Linked DNA regions of Homo sapiens: all the other regions are linked to region 1. A link is a contact called in ENCODE Hi-C or POLR2A ChIA-PET data. All regions are on one chromosome and are shown on one strand. Each heading gives the region's core, a stretch centred on a gene start or an enhancer-like site at or near the end of the contact. The rest is flanking DNA. Distances are from core to core; before and after follow the strand shown. Region 1 overlaps PRDM10 (PR/SET domain 10). Region 2 overlaps ST14 (ST14 transmembrane serine protease matriptase). Region 3 overlaps APLP2 (amyloid beta precursor like protein 2).

Region 1 (4,791 bases), core at 1,225-3,724:
GGTGTGAACCACTGCACCCAGCCTATTCCTTTCTTAATACCTTTTGTTTCTTTAAATAATGGCTTTGTTGAGATATAGTTTATATACCATAGGAAACTCACCCTGAATATCTTTGTATATATTTTTAAATAGTACTGCTATATAAGGAAGGTATGCTTTAAAAAAAATCAACTTTATTAGGGTATAATTTAAATGTAATAAAATTCACATATCTTAATAGGTTGATAGCTTTTGACACACATATTCCTTATGTAACCACCACCTCAATTCAGATGCAAGATACAGGATATTCCCATTTCTCCATGAAGTTCCCTTGTGTTCCTTTCTTCTTACATTCACCTGTTGGTGGACGTGGCATTCTTTCAAGTCCCCCCCAAATGGGGATTGGAAGAGTAGGGCGCATGCAGGGTGAATAAGTGTGGTGGGGGGTGCTGCAGCTTGGGGATGAGAATGATAATGTTGAGGCAAAGCAGGAACAGGCACCTGGATGGCTCAGAAGATGGACATGGCATCCTCTCTTTTCCAGAGTTGGGCACAGACTTTCGAAGTTCACGTACCTTCTCTTTCTTTCTTCTTTGGTCTTTATTCTGGCATTGTGGCTGCTGCCCTGTTCACACAGCAAATGTCAAGTGGACTTTTAAAATACCAACATTTTATCATCATCAAAAGGGAAGACTGACTACCTTAAAAAGCCTGTTTTGGGAAGGAATAAGATTTTGAGATGCAGGTATTGTGCATGTTAAAGTTTAGTAAGGCTTTTTATTTGGCCGCTAATCACTCCAACACTGACCATGTGAGAAAAAAAGTTTGTATTTGCATTCACCAAATTTTTTACGCAGAAAATGTAGCTCCCTCCACTTGCCGCCTTCCTCTCATCTTGAGACTTATTATTCTGCTGTTCATTTTGAGTAAAGGTGGTATGGGAAGTTAGTGTCTACAAGGAAAGAGCCTGCATTTGGCATCTGAGAAACTCATTCTCCTCACGACAACTAATTTTAATTAGAACTAATATTTTTAATGAGGATTGCATTAGACAAACATGCACACATTTATGTATACACAAATATATATGCAAAATATATAATTTTATAAGATATTATATATACACACACCCACCCCCAGTGAGTGTTTAGAACATAGCAAGCATGCAATACATTATATTATTATTTTTTTAAAATTTCTTTTTCTTAAATAGAGATGGGGTCTCACCGTGTTAACCAGGCTGGTCTCAAACTCCTGGCCTCAGGTGATCCTTCCATCTTGGCCTCCCAAAGAGCTGGGATTGGCCGGGTGTGGTGGCTCATGCCTGTAATCCCAGCGCTTTGGGAGACCAAGGCAGGTGGATCACTTGAGCTCAGGAGTTTGAGACCAGCCTGGCCAACATGGTGAAAACACATCTCTACTAAAAATATAAAAAATTAGCTGGGCATGGTTGCTCGTGCCCGTAGTCCCAGCTACTCAGGAGGCTGAGGCAGGAGAATCGCTTAAACCTAGGAGGCGGAGGTTGCAGTGAGCCTAGATTGTGCCACTGCACTCCAGCCTGGGCAACAGAGCGAGACTCCATCTCAAAAACAAAAACAACTCCCCTCACCCCCCCAAAAAAACCCCAAAGAGCTGCGATTACAGGTGTGAGTCACTGTACCTGGCCTATACTATTATTACAAATAATGTCTTCATTTTTACATTTTTTTGCCCAGGCGTGTTGCTTTTTGACAAAGCTTTCTTTTATTATTTGTGGTTGAAATTATAATATATTAAAATGTATTTATCTACTGAAAGTCTTGGTTCCTTTTCTGTGTTTTCTCAGGCATGCTGCAGACAGACCTTTCCGTCCTTCATGAACACACGTGTGGTAGACAGATGACTGTCCTGTACCCTGTGCTGCTCTAGGTGTGCCAGACGTGGAGCTGTCCAGTTGGGAGAAGATGGATTCCAAAGATGAAAGCTCGCATGTGTGGCCGACATCTGCAGAGCATGAACAGAATGCCGCACAGGTGAAGACTGGTCTTTTCCAGCTTGGTATTGAGAGGTTTTCAGCTGGACTCAGTTTGCTGACAGCAAAGAAATACAGCTGCTATCTAGTAGTGACTAGTCGTTAGGAGCCGACATGAAGAACTCGTACACAAGGAATAGGGACTGTTTTGGCCCCTTGAATGCTCCATCGATGTGGCTCACCGTGAGTTAGGAGAGCTAGACCACCAGCTATAGGCTTCTCCGCCTTGTCTGCAATTTACTGTCATAATCTGTTTTACTACCCCGCTTTATTTATGTTATTGCTGCTGAAAACCTCAAACTATAGTTTGTTTCTTTTACGTTATCCATAGTAGTTTGGTCCTTTGTGTGTAATGAGTACAGGTATGTCTATAAAGTGAGTGGCCTTTTCTTTTCTTTTTAAATTCAGAATGTAAACCTCTAAGTCAAAGTTGTTCCATTATGAGTCAGCCACTTTAGAGGTTAGTCACTTGACCAAATGCTGCTGTCATCGATGACCTTTGCCTTTCAGATTGCTGCTAGAACCAACCACATGTTATTTTGGCTGTTCTTAGCGAAGGCAAATCTCTGCATTTTTGGTATGGAATTGAATTTGGGATGATTAGCAGTCATATGGAGCCATGTTTTATGTGTGACCAAAGTATAAAACTTAATTTTTAAACATTGTAGTAAACATACACGTGTAATGTTTCATTAAATTACATAACCATAGTACCAGTATCAAAATCAAGAAGTTACATTGAAACATTTAAGTATGCAGATTCTATTTAATTTAAGCAATATAATAAATATACAATAAATAAAATTGGTTATCTGGTATGATTAAAAAGTCTCAGTATGGACCAAATATGGTGGTTCATGCCATTCCCAGCAGTTTGGGAGGGCAAGGCAGGAGGCTCGATTCAGTCCAGGAGTTTAGGACCAGCCTGGGCAACAAAGTGAGGCCCTGACTCTACCAAAAAAAAAAAAAAAGAAAAATTAGCCGGACATGGTGGTGCATGCCTATAGTGGTGCGGTCATGTCTCTAGGAGGTGGAGGCTGCAGTGAACCATGACTGCACCACTACACTCTAGCCTGGGTGACAGAATGAGACCCTGTCACTAAAAATAAAAATAAATAAAGTCTTAGTCTGATTACTTAAAAAAGTTCCACTGATGTTTCAGCAGAGTATATGAGAATTCTGTTTTGTTTCTCCTGGAAATCATTTTGAGGTCATTTCCATGCAGCTATGTATTTTGGTATATCTTATTTATAAATAAAATTGTAGTTCATTAAAAAGCAAAACAAAAGAAAATCTGGTTGTGACACTGCATGACCAGGGCCCTGTCTGTGGGTAACCAGATAGTAGATAGCCAAGGTCAGGGTCCCTGTGGCACTCCTTCCTCCCAACTGGTTCTTCCGCCAGCTGGGAATTCTGATTTAATGAATGATGAAGACCAAGCAGAAAAGCTTGGATAGCTTGTCTGGAGGAAACATGTTTTCCCTTCTTAAGCACTGAAACTAGTTCAAGGCTTTGATGTTAATGAACAAATCGAAAGTCACAAAATTGTCTTATAGCAATTAAGCCTGCTTAAATATGAGCCTAATTTTTCCAATAGACAAACTTTATCTTCCAGACAAATCAAATTTATGTAGAAGCCAGACTAATCATTTCGTGTAGAGGTGGAAGTTTGTTGTATTTCTGTGGTGTTTGATTACATTTTGTCTCTTAGGTTTCCTTCTGGGGATTAAATTAGTTTATATTATCTTGGGGATCTACTATCCTTCACTAGAGAAAACTGACATTAAAAAGTTAGGTCCAAAGCCAAGGCAGTATAAGAGCAAGGATTCCACCCTAAGAGTGCGTGACTTCGATAGCAACACATACATTATTTCTCTCCCAAATGTGTTCTTGGGCCATCTGCTTCCAGACCTTCAATATCAGGCATCAGGCCATGTGCCAAGCTCAGGCCTTCAAGAATTCAATCCTCCAAAGCTGACCACTCAGAAAGTGTTTTACAAAACTTCATTTCTGCTTTAGTTCTTTAGGTCTTGGGAGAAAATTATTTACCCTGGTGACAGCTGAAATAGTTGTCCAGAACCCCCTAAAAGTACTTTATTAGAATTTTCTGTGTCTTCACCTACCCGGCAAGGAAGAGTTCTATTCCATTCATTGATTCAGCAAGCATTTACTGATATGCCTCCAGTATGTCCTTTGTGTATGAAACAACTTGCAGGAAAGAAAGTGACCTGATTTTATTTTATTTTATTTTTGAGATGGAGTTTCACTCTTCTCACCCAGGCTGGAGTGCAACGGTGCGATCTCGGCTCACTGCAACCTCTGCCTCCCAGGTTCAAGCAATTCTCCTGTCTCAGCCTCCTGAGTAGCTGGGATTACAGGCGCCCCCCACCATGCCCAGCTAATTTTTGTATTTTTTTAGTAGAGACAGGGTTTCACCATGTTGGCCAGGCTGGTCCTGAACTCCTGACCTCAGGTAATCCACCTGCCTCGGCCTCCCAAAGTGCTGGGATTACAGGTGTGAACCACCACGCCTAGCCAAAAGTGACCTTATTTTAATGTGTCTGCTGAAAGACACTATTAGTTATAAAATAGAATTCTTATGATGTGTTGACAGCAATTGGCTTTTGAGTCTTGACGTATTTTTTCACACCACAGAGTAATTTGTATGTTTTATTCTGATAGTGTTGTCAGGCAGGAATCTTCAGTGTCGTTTCCAGGATCAATTAACCACGCCCTTATTACTCCCCAAAAGAGTTATCTGCATTGGCCATTTGAGGCAAAGGGGAATTTAAGTCGGT
Region 2 (4,791 bases), core at 1,035-3,534, 220 kb before region 1:
AACTAAAAGACACCATTTACAATAGCTTCAAAAATATGAAATACTTAGAGGTAAATCTGACAAAAAATGCACAAAACCTGTACACTGAAAGATGTAAAATACTGCTGGGAGAAATTCTAAAAGACCTAAATTAGTTGAGCAATATACGCTGTTCATGGATTAGATGATTCAATATTAAGGTGTCTATTCTCAAAATTAGCTATAGATGCAATGCAATCTTTTTTTTTTTTTTTTTTTAAGATACAGGGTCTTGCTATGTTGCCCAGGCTGGTCTTGAATTCTTGGCTCAAGCAATCCTCCTGCATCAGCCTCCTGAGTAGCTGGGACTACAGGGTGCACCACTGCACCCAGCTGCAACTAGACATTTTTATGTTATCTTTGGAACTTCGCCTTTCAGGCTGGGTTTTCTTTAGACATCTGGTGGCCTCTGGTAGTCTAATCATATTTAAGAATGAGAAAACACAGATTTCGGCTACACTCTGAACAGACCATGTATGTGTATATATGTATAAGAAATGTAGGCCGGGTGTGGTGGCTCACGCCTGTAATCCCAGCACTTTGGGAGGCCGAGGCAGGCAGATCACCTGAGGTCAGGAGGTCAAGACCAGCCTGGCCAATGTGGTGAAACCCCATCTCTACTAAAAATACAAAAAAAATTAGCCAGGCGTGGTCGTGGACGCCTGTAATCCCAGCTACTCGGGGGGCTGAGGCAGGAGAGTCGCTTGAACCCAGGAGGCAGAGGTTGCGGTGAGCCAAAATCGTGCCATTACACTCCAGCCTGGGCAACAAGAGCGAAACTCCATTTCAAAAAAAAAAAAAGTAACAAAAGTGGCTGGGCGCGGTGGCTCATGCCTGTAATCCCAGCATTTTTGGAGGCCAAGGTGGGTGGATCACCTAGGTCAGGAGTTCGAGACCAGCCTGGCCAACATGGGGAAACTCCATCTCTACAAAAAACATAAAAAATTAGCCAGGTGTGGTGGCGGACACCTGTTATCCCAGCTATTCGGGAGGCTGAAGTACAAGAGTTGCTTGAACCTGGGAGGCGGAGATTGCAGTGAGCCGAGATCACACCACTGCACTCCAGCCTGGGCAACAGAGTGAGACTCGGTCTCAAAAAAAAAAAAAAAGATATTTAACAAAAGGGCCAGGCATGGTGGCTCACACTTGCACTGTGAAAGGCCAAGGTGGACAGATCACTTGAGCCCAGGAGTTCGAGACCAGCATGGCCAACACGGCTAAACCCAATTCAAAGGGCTCAGTGAATGATAAGAAAGACAGAAATACAAAAAACTAGCCAGACATGGCAGCATGCACCTGTAGTCCTGGCTACTCGGGAGGTTGAGGCAGGAGGATGATCTGAACCCAGGGAGGCTGAGGCTGCAGTGAGCCATAGTCATGCCACTGCCCTCCTGCCTGGGCGAGACAGAGACAGCAAAACCTCATCTCAAAAAAAAAAAGGAAAGAAAGAAACAAAGAAAAAAAGAAATGTAATGAAATAATAATTTATCATGTTTAGATGTATATCCAATTCACAGGGTAATTTCACAACCATTTTCTTACTGGATCTTCATGACAGTCCTGTGACTCATTCAAGACTGGCTGGTGCTATCACCCGTGTTATATAAAGAAGGCAGGGAAGAATGCTGATTTTGCAAGGTCACCCAGTACTTGGTGGCAGATCCAGAATCTGGTCCTGGTTTACTGCCTCCCAGTGTGGTTAGGTTCCAGAATTCTGGGAGCAAGGATTCAGGGAAACAGAAGACAGAGACTCCCATGAGAAGGGGTAAGGTGGCTGAGGGCATTGACTCAGGGGTCACCCCAGACTCTGCCACGGAGCGAGGCTGTCAGCAGTGGCGCTAGCTCAATGGTGGGTCCTCTGTCCTCCCTGCAGTGTGAGTTCTGTGGCTCCACCCAGCCTAAAAGTGCTGTCTAATCAGTAACTGGGCTGCTTCCTTTTATAACCTTAGCTCTTGGCTCCATTTTCAGGTGTAACAGAGATACTGTTGCATAATCCCATCGTTTTATTGATAAGAACACTGAGGATGAAAGAGAGGGAGTGGCCTGTCCAAGGTCACAAAGTTAATAAAGTCAGTGAAGCAGCAAAGCTCTTTTAACTCCTGGGTGGGGGAGGTGGGAGGGGGAGGTCTCAGGGAACTCCCATCCACTTAGACACTTAGACAACTGTAGGCATAACACCTCTCTACTGGGCCACAGCCGACAGGAGAGATCCTATGCCTGCGCCTGCTTTCACTTCTCCTGTCTCTCTTTCTTAAAAGTAAACATCTTTGCAGGTGCACACATAAAACGGTGCTATGAAGCCAGGTGTGTCTGCTTACCATAAACACAGATAGAGGCCATGTAAATATCACAGCCTCTTCCTGCTGGCCCACTGTAGTTAGATCCTGGCCAAAGGACCCAGAAACACAGCTCGGCTCCAGGCCACTCAGACAAGGGAACGAGGAATGACTTCCAGGCGGGAGGTTGGGGATAAAGGGCTCAGGACAAGCAGGGTACAGACCCTAAAGGGCCAGGATCTAACAGGGACCACCACTATCTCACCCAGCAGGGGCGAGATCAGACCACCATCCCACCCAGCAGGGACGAGATCAGATCACCACCATCCCACCCAGCAGGGACCACCGCCATCCCACCCAGCAGGGACAAAATCAGACCACCGCCATCCCATCCAGCAGGGACAAGATCAGACCACCACCATCTCACCCAAGAGGGACCACTGCCATCCCACCCAGCAGGGATGAGATCGGACCATTGCCATCTCACCCAACTTTCTGCAGGGAGCGAAGGGTCAGATCCAGAAACCCGGGAAGGGGAAGTGGAGAGGTCCTAGAGCACGCCCTATTTCATCTTATCTCATTGTCTGAGGCACACTAGAGCAACTGATGCATATCCTCCCCAAGGCCGGGCTCTCCAAAACGAAAAGAAAAAAAACACTGATTTCTAGAGGGCCAAAAAAGAGACCTATTTTATTTGATAATATAGGAAAGATTCTTGCAGCCAGCCTACTCCCATTAAGTCAGAGAAACTCACCAGGGCTGAAAGCTAAATGCTGAGCCAACAAAACTCTGTGTGAGTCAACCAGAGAATCCTCCCTCTGAGAGGAACGCTCTCCTGGTTCCTCAAACACACACTAAGACCTGCCACTGAGTGCAAACTCTCCAGGGCCCACGACCCCACTGGCTCTGGGGACCAACAAGTCCAAAGCCAGAATTTGCCATGGGCTGCTCAGAGCATGGTTATCCTTAGAGAAAAGCAATGGGGAAGGGCCCCTACACTTACCAACAACAAAAATACTACCAACTGCACACAAAGCCACACAAGATTCCAACCAAAGCAGACAGGGAAAAATGAAGCTTCGGGCCAGACCCTTTCTAAAGATCGTTCCTCATGTGGCTAAGGTTGGGTGTGATCTGCTGGGAAGGAAGCGGCTGAACCTGGAAACCTCAAGAGGCCCCTTGGAATCCTGGGGAGGGACCGTGAAGGGCAGTCACATGACAATGGGTAGCCTGCTTCTGAGGCTGAAGATCAAGGTCAAGGGGCAGGGGCGATGCCACCAGCTAGGGACACAGCTGTGCTGCCCAGACCTGAGACAAGGACAGGGTGGCTGGATTTGTGTGCTGCTGCCAAGTGCCACTGATTTGTGGCCAAGGCTCTTGACTGACACGCTCGGTGACTCCAAGGTGGGACGGATTTCAATCCCATGATGTCATCACCCCCACCAGGGTCATGAGAACCATAAACTATCCCTGTAATTGTTCAAGCGAGAAAGGAAAGTAGAGCCCGAGCACCTGCAAGGGTTTCCCCGGGGAAGAAAGCATTCTGTGGCAGGTCGAAGATGCCTTCCTTTGCAAGGGAAAGACCGAGCCAGCACAACCTCGTGGCCGCTCCCTGCCGGACTGGCTAAAGGTTGTGCTGGATCCTGGCCAGATTTCCCGGAAACCCAGCACGGCTCAAGCCCACCTGAGATGACAGCAGGGAATGACTGCCAAGAACAAACTCTGTGTTTGTCCCCTGGGCAATGCTGAGCTGAGAATGATACCAGAGGCATGTTGCAGGAAGGCCTCTTCATCAGGCTGCTGTTCATAAAAGGGACCTGTCTCCGGCTAGGAGGGACCCCACATAGACAGGCCCTCCCCAGTTAAATCAGCAGCCCCGGGGAAGCTCCAGCAGCTGTGCACAGAGCAGGCGGTCAGCAGGCTCCTGAGGGCGGGACTTCACCCCACCTGCCACCATGGCAGTCCAGGGCCCAGCACGGGGCCTCATAAAAGAGGACACTTGAGTGCTTATCTGGGGATGACCGATGGGCAAATGAGAAAGGAAAAGAAAGGCCACACTGGAATCCTCCCACCCACTCCCCAACCAGGGGTAATCGATCTCTCTAGAAGCCAATTTTCACGAAACCTGCAAAAGCCTATGGTTCCCATTGATCGCAACCCCCAGCATTTCCTGGACTTGTCTGGTCATGAAAAAGAACAATAACAATCAACTGAAACAAATGCAGTGTTTGTTCCACATCCAGATTCCCAAGCCCCTCTCCCTGGAGGTGCTGATGTCATGCATCAGGAGCAGGGCCTCGGATGTGGAAGTTTTTATTCAAGTGCTCCAGGTCATTCTTGGGAACCTGAAAGTTGGAGAAACTCCACCCACCATTTCCAGGAGGCTCACCCCTTCCTGTCACCAGGAGGAGAAGCTGGCTTAGAGTCTCAGCTGGTCTATTTTGAGCAACCACCTGGGATGAAGGGAAGCTGCTGTGCCAGGTCGAACTTTGCTTCC
Region 3 (4,791 bases), core at 1,714-4,213, 160 kb before region 1:
TAAGACAAATCCAAATTCAGGGATATTATGTTAAACAAATGACACGGACTCTTAAAAAATATCATAGTAACCTGCAGAAAATAACAGCTCAGAATGATGTAAACACAAAAATCACAGGTACTCCTGTGATTGGCAATGGCTAGAATGAAATGCAAGCTTAATCAACTCTAGCAGAACAAAGGAATGCCCAGTTTATCCAGAAGTGAGGGACTAGCAGCCAACAGCCGTCTTTACAGAAGGGCTAACAAAAAGGCAAAACGACTTCACAGTTCAAAGTAGAAGAGTTACCTTTTATAAACATCATAGTCTTCCTCTTCATCTTCCTCTTCCTCTTCCTCTTCATCTTCCTCTTCCTCTTCTTTTGACACAGATCCAATAATCTTTGTCTGAGGGCAGCACACATATTCAGTGCCATGGAACTGGTCTACCCCACATGGGAGCAGCATGCCGTAGCTATATAAGGTCATTCCCTGAGTCAGACATGCCTAAAAGAAACCCACAGGCCACATCAGAACATACTCCAGAGTAAACGTGGTCAAATACACTCCGATCTCTACCCTCCAAAATAAACCCTTATCAAATCACTTAGCAATGCTTTCTCTTATGAACACATACATTTTCTGTCAAAAAAAAATTGTAATAATATTATTGTAAGATTTATAAATTTTAATTTACAATGGGGAAACATGATCTGGTCCAAAAATACTGAAATCCCAAATGTGGAAAAAAGTCAGGAAGAGAGCATTTTTTTCTAATAATGACTAAAGCCAGATAAGGTGGTCAATGTTAATAGATACTCACCACTGGTGCAAGCACTACTTCAGTATTTGACCAAAGGAAGATTACTGACCAAAGAGCAGAGCCAGCCTAATTACAGAAGACAAGAAAGGGTACTTCTTGCCACCAGAAAAGTGAGATGGCATGCAGTCCTGCCTGTGCATATGTCCAGACCTATATTTTCTATCACTGGCGATTTCCATGCCGGCCTTAGGGTTAGGATGGTTTCCTGGGAGCCTCACCAGCAGCATACAGTATTCTCGCTCAGCCACCTCCTTAACATCCTCAACTTCAGGAGCTGACTGTCAACACTGAGCTCTCCTACACAAATACCTACTTCTCTCCCAAATATTTCTAACTTATAAGACAGAAGTAATTGTAAACCTTAAGGAGATAATGGGGGAAACATAACTAACTTAAAAGCATGGTGAGATTTGGAGAAAAGTGCTACTTCCCTCCTAACAGATACAACAGCAGCTGACTTTCCCCCCGAGTTCTCTTACCTCTTTGACTACCGTGTGCCAGTGCTGGTGATTCTCACACACCTCCATCCGCTCTTTGTGGAAAAACTGGCACTTTTCTGGAACTAGCAGGACATCACTTACAAATTCACCCACTGGAAAAGAGAATCTTTGTCAGAGCGGATCTGACCATGATTTCAAGGTGAAAATGCCCCTCACTGAAGTTTATGATGATAGTCTACACAGCCAGGAGCAGTCTCATGTATACGAGCAGATGCACATCTCGTACCTTCAAAGGCTGACTGGATGGTACAGTTCTAGCCAAGCAGCCACAAGAACTCACCAATCTGTCAGAGCCATGATGCCAGGGACCTTTTAAAAGCCCCCTGACTGCAGTCCCACTGCAGGGCTACAGCAACACGTGACGGGGAATATAATAGGATCACCTCCATGCCCGCCTCAGACACACACAGCTACTCTCCCCACATGGCTCTGCCTTCCTTATTCCTGCCCACACCTCTGTAATCAAATGCCCAAGAAACTAAAACCAGGTGTTCTACTCAAGTACAGATGAATCTTTAGACAAAACATGATGTAATAATTGAATCCAGTAAGAATAATCAATGATTAATTACAAAGGGGCAAAGGTGTCTTTACGGTGGGAAGCCTTGGCAAACTACCTCAGCCAGATAACCAATTTAACACCACTGATAACGAGCAAACTGGTGTGTGTGATGTCCTAAAAATAATATATCACCTACACAGTATTTCTGCCAAAATATATTATCATTTGAATCTAATCATGCTAAAACACTAAGACAAATCCAAACTCAGGGACATTACATTAAACAAATGGCATGGACTCTTAAAAAATATCATTGTCATGAAAGTTTTTGTTTCTAAAGAAAGACTAGGGAACTATCCTAGATGAAATGTAGTATGTGATCCTTTTAAAAAGGAAGCTATAAAAAACACTAGTTGGACACTTAGGAAAATTTCCAAACATGACAACTGTATTGTCATTATATATAGAAGAATGTCCCTGGCTCTTAGGAGAAACCAGCTGAAATACTTAGAAATGAACTGTCGTGATATCCCAACTTACTTTCAAATGGTTTAGCAACACAAAAATATACATATAAGATGCAGAGAGAGAAAAACATCAGGTAAAACTGGAGAATCTAGGTAAAGGGTACAGAGATATTCACTATTACATTTTCTAAAACTTGTCCCAAAAAGTCGGGAGAAAGATACACATAGCTGTTTATTTACAGGGAAAAGATGGTATGTGATTTGTTTCCAAATAATCAGGGTTGTGAGGGAGTGGGCCTATAGAAGGTGGAAGAGTGGCTCATGAACTGATGGTGGTTACAAAGCTGGGCAACCAGTACGTGAGGGTGAACGGTATCATCGTCTCTTGTTTGGCCATGTTTGTAATTTGCCACAATAAAAAGTTAGAAATATACAACACATCACTGGATGATCACCCCAAGACTCTGATCAGTAGTGTAAGGTAAGGCTCAGTAATCTACACTGGGCATACGTCTGCCATGTGCTCCACACAGTGTAGAGGGAGAGGAAGAGAGGGCGAGAAGGGTGCTTAGCCCAGGAAGAGATGCAGGAAGCAGTGGCAGGAAGATGCAGCTGGCAGACTAACCTCTGAGGTTAAGGGGGGAAAACCCTGAAAATATCATGAGAAAGTAATGTGGTCTAAGAAAGGGCTTAGGGCCCAGCTAGTGGGAAGTCTACACAGACCCACCCAGCCTCGCCATCATGGATGAGTCTCTCAGGATCCTCTGCCTTGGGCCTCGGGCGCAAGCACTGAAGTCAGTCTTTCTACCGCCCCAGTGGTAAGAGAAAGGGAGTTGCTGATGTGTAAGTAGGGGAAGATGGGCTCCTGACATGACAAGCTGTAGCAGTGTAACAGTCCCCCCACATGAAAACTGCATTACAAATGGCAGTCAGGTTTCTCAGCACTGCTAGCACAGGGACTTTGGGATCACACAGCTCAATGTGACACTGAAGCAGGATTGCGAAAGTGAGCCTGACATGCTGCTTACCCTTGAGGACCCCAAAGGCTCTAGGGGAGGCAGTACCTGCAAACAGGCTTTAGCAATCAACGAGACTTAAAAGCATTGCTTAAAAATAGCAAAAATACCAACAGTAAGCTAGAATCTGCCTCTACGAGAATGAACAACCCTGATACTCAATCTAAGTAGAAATTACTTCAATTCTGACATCCAACCACCAACTCACATGGTTTAATGTGATTATTCTGAATTAACTAGGCTGTTTTTGTTCATTTATGACAAAAAGCAACAAAAGTGGATGCTAAAGGAAAAGTATATGCAGGGTTGAATGCTAGGGTTCAATCTCAGCACTGTCATTTACTAGCAGAGTAACCTTAGCCAAGTTACTTAACCTTTCTGTCCCTCGGTTTCTTTATCTTGTGGGGACTAAATGACATAATCTATACAACAAGAAAAGCTTAGAACAGAAACTATTGTTCCACATGTGGGTTTGTTGTTTAAAATAAAAACAGAAACTGACACCTGGTAGGCACTATTGATGTTAATGTTAGTGAAGTCTTGAGGAACTAGTTTTATACGAACTATTCAACCATACTCATAAAGCAATGTATATTTAAGCAACAGTTAATGCACTTTAATTTGTAAAACCTCACTTTTAAATGTGCAACTGCAACATCAAAAAAATTTAAAGCAGCAATTTCACTACTAATCTATATTCTATAGAAACACAACAACTATTTTTTTTTTTTTTTTTGAGATGGAGTCTCGCTCTGCTGCCCAGGCTGGAGTGCAGTGGCGCAATCTCAGCTCACTACAAACTCTGCCTCCCGGGTTCAAGTGATTCTCCTGCCTCAGCCTCCCAAGTAGCTGGGACTACAGGCACGTGCCACCACGCCCGTCTAATTTTTTTGTATTTTTAGTAGAGAGACGGGTTTTCACCATGTTAGCCAGGATGGTCTCGATCTACTGACCTTGTGATCCACCCCGGCCTCGGCCTCCCCAAGTGTTGGGATTACAGGCGTGAGCCACTGCGCCTGGTCAGAAATACAACCTTTAACTCAATCTATACAACACCTTGGATAAACTAAAAAATGATGTAAAGTAAAAGCAAGCTGTAAAAGGTCAGGTACAGTATGATGCCATTAATGTAAATTTTAAAACACAAAAACATTGTTTATAGATGCATGTAAATGTTGCAAAAGAACTGAGACCAGCCTGGCCAGCATGGTGACACCCCACCTCTACTAAAAATACAAAAATTAGCCAGGCATGGTGGCATGCACCTGTAATTCCAGCTACTCAGGAGGCTGAGGTTGCAGTGAGCCGAGATCATGCCACTGCACTCCAGCCTGGGCAAGAGACTCCGTCTCAGAAAAAAAAAAAGATGGAGATGAAGCAAACATGACAGAACACTGAAGAACTGAAATCAGGAGGGTGAGCATATGAGCAACCATCACATTATGTCTCATCTCTTCAGGATGCTTGGTGTAATATTTCAGAATTAAAGTTTAAAATCAAAACCT

What was found. Hi-C counts contacts between places; a loop is a spot of excess contacts on that map. ChIA-PET counts read pairs that join two places held with the same protein, here RNA polymerase II (POLR2A). Pooled maps may share reads with other maps.
Region 2: a loop to region 1 is called in a pooled map, with 2.3 times the contacts of the local background. The contact joins two enhancer-like sites. A Hi-C loop is called at or near these places in 2 of 50 pooled maps. POLR2A ChIA-PET finds 5 or more read pairs at or near these places in 2 of 52 experiments (HepG2 and OCI-LY7).
Region 3: a loop to region 1 is called in a map with no recorded cell type, with 6 times the contacts of the local background. The contact joins two enhancer-like sites. A Hi-C loop is called at or near these places in 2 of 37 single-sample maps with no recorded cell type and 6 of 50 pooled maps. POLR2A ChIA-PET finds 5 or more read pairs at or near these places in 1 of 52 experiments (OCI-LY7).

What each region holds. Positions count from the first base shown.
Region 1 is chr11:129,958,099-129,962,889 of GRCh38, reverse strand. It overlaps PRDM10 (PR/SET domain 10), which reads left to right. Exons shown (of 21, transcript NM_199437.2): 2 at 1,808-1,994. The coding sequence starts at 1,926. Among named protein-coding and RNA genes, the nearest start is that of PRDM10-DT, 42 kb to the left of the region's middle. Within about 2 kb of position 2,474, at least 3 of the 41 ENCODE cell types and tissues checked have a DNase peak (open chromatin) inside an H3K27ac peak, as active enhancers do; they include OCI-LY7, where a contact is called at or near this core.
Region 2 is chr11:130,178,989-130,183,779 of GRCh38, reverse strand. The region is part of intron 1 of ST14 (ST14 transmembrane serine protease matriptase); the gene reads right to left. Among named protein-coding and RNA genes, the nearest start is that of ST14, 22 kb to the right of the region's middle. RefSeq lists an enhancer at 2,943-3,002. Within about 2 kb of position 2,284, at least 18 of the 41 ENCODE cell types and tissues checked have a DNase peak (open chromatin) inside an H3K27ac peak, as active enhancers do; they include OCI-LY7, where a contact is called at or near this core.
Region 3 is chr11:130,117,308-130,122,098 of GRCh38, reverse strand. APLP2 (amyloid beta precursor like protein 2) reads right to left here. Exons shown (of 17, transcript NM_001142276.2): 4 at 1,281-1,393; 5 at 289-485. Among named protein-coding and RNA genes, the nearest start is that of ST14, 40 kb to the left of the region's middle. RefSeq lists an enhancer at 3,130-3,209. Within about 2 kb of position 2,963, at least 3 of the 41 ENCODE cell types and tissues checked have a DNase peak (open chromatin) inside an H3K27ac peak, as active enhancers do; they include OCI-LY7, where a contact is called at or near this core.